Regions from separate parts of the Homo sapiens genome. Here region 1 is linked to region 2. Evidence: chromatin contacts called from ENCODE Hi-C or POLR2A ChIA-PET data. All regions are on one chromosome and are shown on one strand. The core of a region is the stretch at or near the end of the contact, and the rest is flanking DNA. Distances in the headings are between cores, read along the strand shown. Region 1 overlaps PALLD (palladin, cytoskeletal associated protein). Region 2 overlaps PALLD (palladin, cytoskeletal associated protein).

The links. A loop is a pair of places that touch in the nucleus more often than their neighbours do. ChIA-PET counts read pairs that join two places held with the same protein, here RNA polymerase II (POLR2A). Pooled maps may share reads with other maps.
Region 1: a loop to region 2 is called in a map of endothelial cell of umbilical vein, with 3 times the contacts of the local background. The contact joins two enhancer-like sites. A Hi-C loop is called at or near these places in 11 of 168 maps with a recorded cell type or tissue (Calu3, IMR-90, Right ventricle myocardium superior and 7 more) and 11 of 50 pooled maps. POLR2A ChIA-PET finds 5 or more read pairs at or near these places in 1 of 52 experiments (Panc1).

Annotation. Positions count from the first base shown.
Region 1 is chr4:168,691,782-168,696,065 of GRCh38, forward strand. All of the region lies in intron 8 of PALLD (palladin, cytoskeletal associated protein), which reads left to right. Among named protein-coding and RNA genes, the nearest start is that of PALLD-AS1, 45 kb to the left of the region's middle. Within about 2 kb of position 2,955, at least 4 of the 41 ENCODE cell types and tissues checked have a DNase peak (open chromatin) inside an H3K27ac peak, as active enhancers do.
Region 2 is chr4:168,513,543-168,517,223 of GRCh38, forward strand. All of the region lies in intron 2 of PALLD (palladin, cytoskeletal associated protein), which reads left to right. The region is part of intron 1 of LOC107986198 (a long non-coding RNA gene); the gene reads right to left. Among named protein-coding and RNA genes, the nearest start is that of PALLD, 18 kb to the left of the region's middle. Within about 2 kb of position 2,056, at least 5 of the 41 ENCODE cell types and tissues checked have a DNase peak (open chromatin) inside an H3K27ac peak, as active enhancers do.

The sequences.
Region 1 (4,284 bases), core at 1,705-4,204, 180 kb after region 2:
TTCTGCAAGCATGAAGAAAGTCATCTTGCCCCCAGATCACTCTTAATTATCAGGTCGTTTGACCAGATCACAGTGCTATGTGATCCAGGAGCCTCGGGCCTAGCTGTTCCCTGCCTCAGACATATTGCGTATTTATGGTTCCTCGTGGAGTGAAATAGTGTTTGTAAAGGAAACAAATTTTTGTCTAGGTACTTCATCGTATGTCCTCCTCAAGACTATTTTCTTTTGTATTTTTCCCATCAGCAGGGTCACAATTTCACTTATTTCTGAACAAAGGGTAGAAAAACAAGTCATTTTCCTGTTTCTCCTGTTTGTTCCTCTGCTTCAGTGTCAAGCAGATCTTGCCACATGTGTCTTAGGAGCCATGACCTTGCTCTGACTCTTCTTGGGGGAACTGGAAAGTCCTCTGTGGGCCACTGCAGGTCAGATTACTGCAGTCAGTCCCTGAACTTCTCACATCTGTGTACTGGATCTTTAAAAGCAGAGTTTGACCCTATTAGGATCCAACGTTTAAGGGAGGCTGAGTAGCATCCTTAGGGAACAACTGGAATTGATCTGCTGCCCTCCTGTCATGAATTATAAGCAGAGCAAGTCCCCCCACTTAATGTGTCAGTCATCACATCAAATACTGTAGTCACTTTCCAGACTGTGGAAATATACAACTGCATATTTTGTCTGTGAAATGTCATTGAATAAAATTGCATAATGCTACTTTTCTAATACATGGATTTTCTGAGATTAAATCTGCTGCATGAGCTAATATGGGAATCCTGTAGGGAGTTAGGGCACATCTTGTGCATTTGCTATTTTAAACAACTTTAGATAGGTAGATATAAAAGTAGGAACCAAATATCTTTTATCTACAAGAAATAGCTTTTTATGTGAAACAAACCTATAAAGCAATTTATGTCTTTTAATGCTTTGTGTATAAATAAGGCTAAAATTTTGAGCCAAAAATTGTAAAAATGTTACTGCTAGCATGAAATAAGGCAGCTTTTGACATTGCGTTTTGGATTCGGAGTGAACTCCTGCAACTCTCTTTTCATCGTGTTGTTATACGTTGTCATCATGCACATAGGTGATGATGATTTATCAAATGTAGGTTGGAAAATCACAAACAGTCATCTGCAAAGTCAAAACATTAGTTAGAAACTGCACAGCTTAGTTTTCAGTATGTGTATATTTGAAAAGGGAAAACACTCAGAATATGCTAGCTAAGGAAGAATAAATTTGGATGAGGAGGGAGGAAGGAAACATCTCCCCCGCACCCTGCGTCTTCATCACTTATCCTACATACGCTCCTTCTGTTTCAGATCTCCCCCGCGCCCTGCATCTTCATCACTTACCCTACATACACTCCTTCTGTTTCACATCTACCCTGCGCCCTGCGTCTTCATCACTTATCCTACATACACTCCTTCTGTTTCAGATCTCCCCTGCGCCCTGCATCTTCATCACTTACCCTACATACACTCCTTCTGTTTCACATCTACCCTGCGCCCTGTGTCCTTATCACTTACCCTATATACACTCCTTCTGTTTCAGTTAGTTTGTTGCTTTGCTTCTAAACTATAGTTTTGATTGTGAATTATTTAATAAAATTAGTCCTAAACAGCTTCATGGAATCACCTGACCTCTAGAACGTACTTAAATGCCATTTGCTTTAATGTAGCAAAATCATGCAGAAAAGAGCAAGATATGGAAGGCCTTCCTTTTAAATCCCTTGTCCTAGCAATGCAGAAAAATGTTTCCTCTTTGTGTTCACTGAATTTTCTTATTTACATAGTTAGATCTGAAAGCGTTTAAGAAAACAGATTCCTTCATTCCAACTACAATAATAGCATTTTCTGAAAAATTTCTCCTGGCAGAGAAATATTTCTAGCAAATCTGTCAATACACCAAAAAATATTATATAGTCAGGAGCTATTAAAAACTAACACAATGAGTTTTCCTGACCTACGATGATTTCTCCACAATTGTTTTTACCATGACACGACGAGACTTTCTTCTTTCCCTTTTACAGCGTTAAAATGCTGTGCTTCAGGAAATCAGCCGTTGGCATGCAGCATTAAATAAAATCCATGATCATGTTTTTTAAACAAAAAAAACCCTTAAACACATGAATGACCACGCAAGTGACTAATTATATGAGTTGTTGTGAGTAAGAACTTCAGAACAAGCAAATGTTACAGTGTATTTGTGCTTAAACAATGTTTTGTCATGCCTGTCAAAACTAGGTATGATTCTTTTACTAGTTGCCAAGTGTTTTCCTTACATTGACCTTGAAGTTGCTATGTCAGAGGAAAAAACAAAAAATAAATATGACTGTTTACCTTCTTTAAATGACCTGATTGACTGTTATATCTAATGGACCTCTGAGCTATTAAACTATATAGAAGTATGTAGGAACCGGCTTCCCTAAAAACTGTTTTCTTAGCCATTGTTAAGTGGAAGGAAGAAAAACAGACGTGACTACAATACATCTGAGGCAAGAGATAAATTTTATAGGACTAGGTCAGTGATATTTTCCAAATGCTAAAACATAAATAGCCTTTGAAATTCAGGAAAACATTTAAGCATTCTGTTTTTATTACTGTCTCTTCCTACCCTCTTCCTTTCCTCTGAGAGAGTCACTCTTGCTCGCTCTCTCCCCCTCCTCTCTGTCTCTTTCTCTCCCCTCACCTCCTTCATTCCCTGCCTCTCTTCCTCTTTCTCCATCTCACTCCCTCATTCTTTTTATTTATTTTTTCTTTACTCTTCTCTTTACTCTCTTCTCTTTACTCTCTTCCTTATTCATGGGCAAGATGTTTTAAAGCTCCAGAAATAAAGTTGAAATTCCCTAGTACCTAGATATAGCCCCATTAGGAATTAGATATTTAGATAAAGAAGGAAATAGCAGGTTGTCTCCAAATGGATCTGTGCAACTGAAACAGGTTTTTCTTGTCACTGCTGCGTCGTATCTGTCTGATGTGTTTTACACTCCCCTCTCTGTCTAGACAGAAGTCAGCTTGCATCACAAATCTTTTCAGACTGTTTTGTGAATTAATAGCTAGTCAGCTTACTTAAGACCAACATCCGTTTGTCATAGTACCTTCTCTGGCCTTCTTTGAAATTCTGACTTTGTACTGATAGACTCCTTCAAAGACTAGTCTGGGGGTGGGGGACACAGAAGACTCATTTGACAGCTGTTAATACTCAGTCTCTTACTCACTCAGCTGTCTGGAAACAGCCACAAACTGTGTTGAGTTACTTCTATAGCACTGTCTAATAGCGTGCAAAATTAAAAACACAAAAACGCGTCTTACTGGTTGTGGAATTATACATATAAAAGTATATTGCCTCCTGCTTTCAATTTTAATTTCTGCTCACCAGTGTGACCCATGCTAGATCTTGTACGGTAGAGTCTAGGCTTTGATTCTCTGATTCAAAATATAAAGTAAGTTACACTTAGTTAAATGTACTAAGGTGCTGTTGTAGGAGGGCAATGATAGGGATGTTTCTTGAGATCCCAGTAGATTGTATGCAGTAAAAACTTAATGCATGTTCTAGGTTAGGACGGTGGGTTGAACAAAAGTAGGCCATATGAAACTTATAGTTCACCAAGAGTGTGACAGGATGCCCTGGGGTGCCACACCACGCTGACAGGGATGCTGTAATATATTTGAAATTTTTTTATGCAAACACATTCAAACTTGACATTTGACAGATATGACACAATGACTGGCTTGAACTAGTTCAGAATTTCAACATTAGATCACCCTCCATTCTTTTCTATGACATAATCTCTTTGTGAAACTGAGTTTTTGATGAGTGTGTGATAAAAAGTAAGTACCTCATGAAAATCCATGTAAAACATGAAATGAGGCTGGCTCATCCAATCTGATTCCAAGAGAGGTGGTACAGTGCCCAGCAGATGCACACAGCCATTAGTAAGAAATAGTGGTTATTTAAGAATAAAATAATAGTATTTTTCTTTCAATTTATATGTATTTTTAAACACTAAATTGTTTAGGCATAAACACTTATTAAGTTCTTTGGAAATAACTACATAACAAACATAACTATTAGTTATGTCTTTTGGCTTAGGAGCACCATTTAAAAAGTATTGAGAAACTTAGAGTCCCATGAACCAAGAAAGTTTGTTTTACTCTCTAGAGGAGGAGTGTCCAATCTTTTGAATTCCCTGGGCCACACTGGAAGAAGAATTACCTGGGGTCACATATAAAATACACTAACACTAATCATAGCTTTTGAGCTTAAAAAAAAAATCTCATAATGTTTTAG
Region 2 (3,681 bases), core at 806-3,305:
TGTGAAATGGGAAGTATAATGATACCTACATCATTCTGTTTTATGATTAAATAATACATGGGGAAAATTAAAGCAGTACCTTGCAGCTAGTAACTGCTGCAGTAGTGTTACCTATTATCTTTATTATTTCTCATTTCTTAATTTTATATGGCAAAATGAAAATAACAAGTCAGGATTATACTACACAAATAATGAATATTCATTTATCTGGGAAGTTTTGCTTTTATTCATGCAGAATGCTTTACCTAAATTACATAAATATTTAAAAAGTTAACTCAAGGGCCAGGCACAGTGGCTCATGCCTGTAATTCCAGCACTTTGGGAGATTGAGGTGGGTAGATCACCTAAGGCCAGGAGTTCGAGACAAGCCTGGCCAACATGGTGAAACCCCCTCTCTACTAAAAATACAAAAAATTAGCCAGGCATGGAGGCGAGTGCCTGTAATTCCAGCTACTCAAGAGGCTGAGGCACAAGAATCACTTGAACCTGGGAGGCAGAGGTTGCAGTGAGCCAAGATCATATCACTGTACTCCACTCCAGCCTGGGTGACAGAGCGAGACTCTGTCTCAAAAAAAGAAAAAAAAAAAGTTAACTGAAAATTATTTGATTTGGAAAAAAATGGTAAAGTAGACATCACTGGCTAAAGATTGAATTGAAACACTGGTACTTTCTTACTAATAGCATTTCACAGATCACAAACTTCCCTGTATCTCTGATCCTTTGCTCACTAACACAAGCTTTGCTAGTGTTGGTTTCTTAATCTGACCTCATTGTGCACACACATGAAGTAAAAATTAGCATTACTGGCTGAAAAGTGGTGTGATTACAGGTGGGCGATTTTTTTCCCCCGACCAATTTGTTCAACTAATTCACTTTGAGTCAGCTTTACAGTAATTTTACTATAATTCTTTAAGAAACTGACAGCAGGGGGCAGTAAAAAACTTTTTCATGTGTTCATTTAATTAAATATGTCGTTCTAAATTCTGCATTTATATGTTATTTATGTAGATTATTTATACAGATTTATATACATGAAGAATTTGTTTCTTACATTTTACCTTTGACAGAAATGAATGTTTCAGATTCTATTTAGATTTTTTAACCTATCAATCTTGCAAATAAATAATTTTCATTAGACATTCATTCTCATGTCACTCAAAACAGTTCCACAGGTTTTCAAACTACATATGGTTCCACCTACATTTACTTCCAAAATAACCCTTGAAGTATACTACAACCTTTAAAAAATGACAGAAAGCAGTCCATTTAGCATTGAAGGATTAATTCAGGTGAACAGACCATAATTACTGTATTAAAATTCACTTAACCATTTGGTGATTCTAGGGGTCATCAAATTCACACTTCTGCCTCTTTGGGGGTAGCAGAACTAAAATTTAATTTAGTTAGTATCTGCAGTATTATTAACTAGTTTTCTCTTATTCTGCAGTCTATGAAAGTCCAAACTTGACAAATTATGCCCTTCTAGAATAATTAAGTCTCATAAAATGTTCCATTGTTGAAAGTTAGCTGGTCATGTTTGTATCCTATAGAGTTTTTTGGGTTTGGAGGCTGTTTTTGTTTGAGAGGGAGAGCATAGATGCTCATTGGATTTTTTAAATTTCTGTTCCAAAGATCTTGATCCTCCTTGTCATGTATTTGTAAGTGCACCAGACGCCTAAGAACATTGAGCTCTTTTGACCACATGAGACATATGACAGTCATAAGAGAAAATCTTTGAAGGAAATTTTCTATCAGGAAGAAAACCTTTATTAAAGATTTCCTGCAATGGGGCATTTTAGAACCTGACTCAGACTGTGTCAGTCCAGAGGACCTAGGACCTGGAGCTTAGGCAGACCTATTGATTGGCAGGCCATTTCCTGAGGTCACAGAAGCAGTTGACAGACGTGTGGAGAGGCAAGGAGATGTCAGGAGAATCTAAAGCAAGCCATAAGCAGAAGCCCAAGAGACACTGGTTGGTGAGAGCAGAGACGCTCCTCAGTGTTGGGTAGTTGGCAGCTGTACTGGGAGGTAAGTGAGGTATGGTGCCAAGAAGCTTGGCGGTTGGCCAATGGAAAGGTCCAGGCTGACTTATAGGGAATGCGTCACAGGAAAACATGGCAGCAGACAGTAGGATCAAGATACAGGAGCTGGAACACGGGGGAGAAACCTTTACCTTGCAAGAGTTTAAGCAAGTGAAAGTTAGGACCATAGCTCCAGAAAGACAAAAGAACAGAGCAGAATCTTAGTGACTCAACTGGGTCCAGATTAGGGAAACCAATTGCTAGGTTAACATGCCTGGGCTACTAAGCAGCTGGCTGGAGCTTAGATTAAACAACAGAGATTGTTTGCTTTTGAAAGCTGGCATGATGAACCTTACAAATGTGGATAAAGAAGCCCCCACTCAGGGAAGAAGTAACAGAAACAACAGGGTAAAACCAGGCCAGTCACTTCAAGGCAAGGCATTTGTACTTCACATGCAGTCACTTCACCCTCTCACACTGTGTGAACACCACTTATGACTACAAACAGGACTGAAAATATGTTTTCCTCCTTTATTATTGCATATCCAACAAAATCTCAACAAGAGAAAGAAGAGCTGATAGAAGAAAACCCTATGCATAAAAAAGGACGTTATATACAATTGAGGTAGTATTCACATGATATGCAAATTATATTAACAATTTGAATTACTACATTAAATGAAATCAAGTCAGAATTCATTTTTTCTCTGCTTATGCTCAAATGTCCCATATTCTCATATACTCCTTCCAAACAGCATAAAGACCTGTTCCCTGACATCACTCACCTTCCCTGTTCTCTCCACTCTTGACTTTGTGAGTTAGTAAAAAATTTGTGAAGAATTTTAGTTCAAAATTACCTCCGGTATTATAAAAAGGAGGCCTTATATTTTTAAAGGTATTTATTTATTTTTAAAGGTATTATTTATTTATTTTAAAGGTATTTATACCTTTAAAAATATTTTATCAACTGTATGTTTTAAACCATTTAAATGTAAGGAGACTGGGATCAAAAACTGTGAAATGATGTGCCTAGTAATACAAAAATCATTCATTAGTCATGGAGACTGGAGTATAACTCAGCTCTTATGATTCTTGATCCCATGCTGCAGTTGTTAATGAGAAGACTTAGCCACTGTCACTGTGGAGTTAGAAGTTATGCATAGCTTACTGAAAGCCTCCAGAAATGGAGATAGTGGAATTGCCACCTTTAAAAATCTACGCTTGGAATTCATATTCCAAATATCTTCAAAGAAAATGGTAGCCTGGCAATTTCCAGTATCTTTCTCTATGGAAAAAGAAAACAAATCCCTTCATGGGTATCCTTCCCTTTTTTTGTATTAAGTTAATCATGGTCAATCAACAGAAAATATTTTTTAAGGTGGGTATAGTTAGTGTAGAAACATTCAGTGTTGGGTAGTTGGCAGCTGTAGTGGGAGGTGAGTGAAGTGTGGTGCCAAGGAGCTTGGCAATTGGCCATTGGAAAAGTCCAGGCTGACGCACAGGGAATGCGCCACAGGAAAACATGGCAGCAGGAAGCAGGATCAAGACACAGGGACTGGGACATGGGAAGAAACTATGTTATTCTCAATCAAATTACTACAAATAAAGTTATTATTCAGAAAATAACTACAAATAAAACAAAGCATTCCTGTTTTATCTA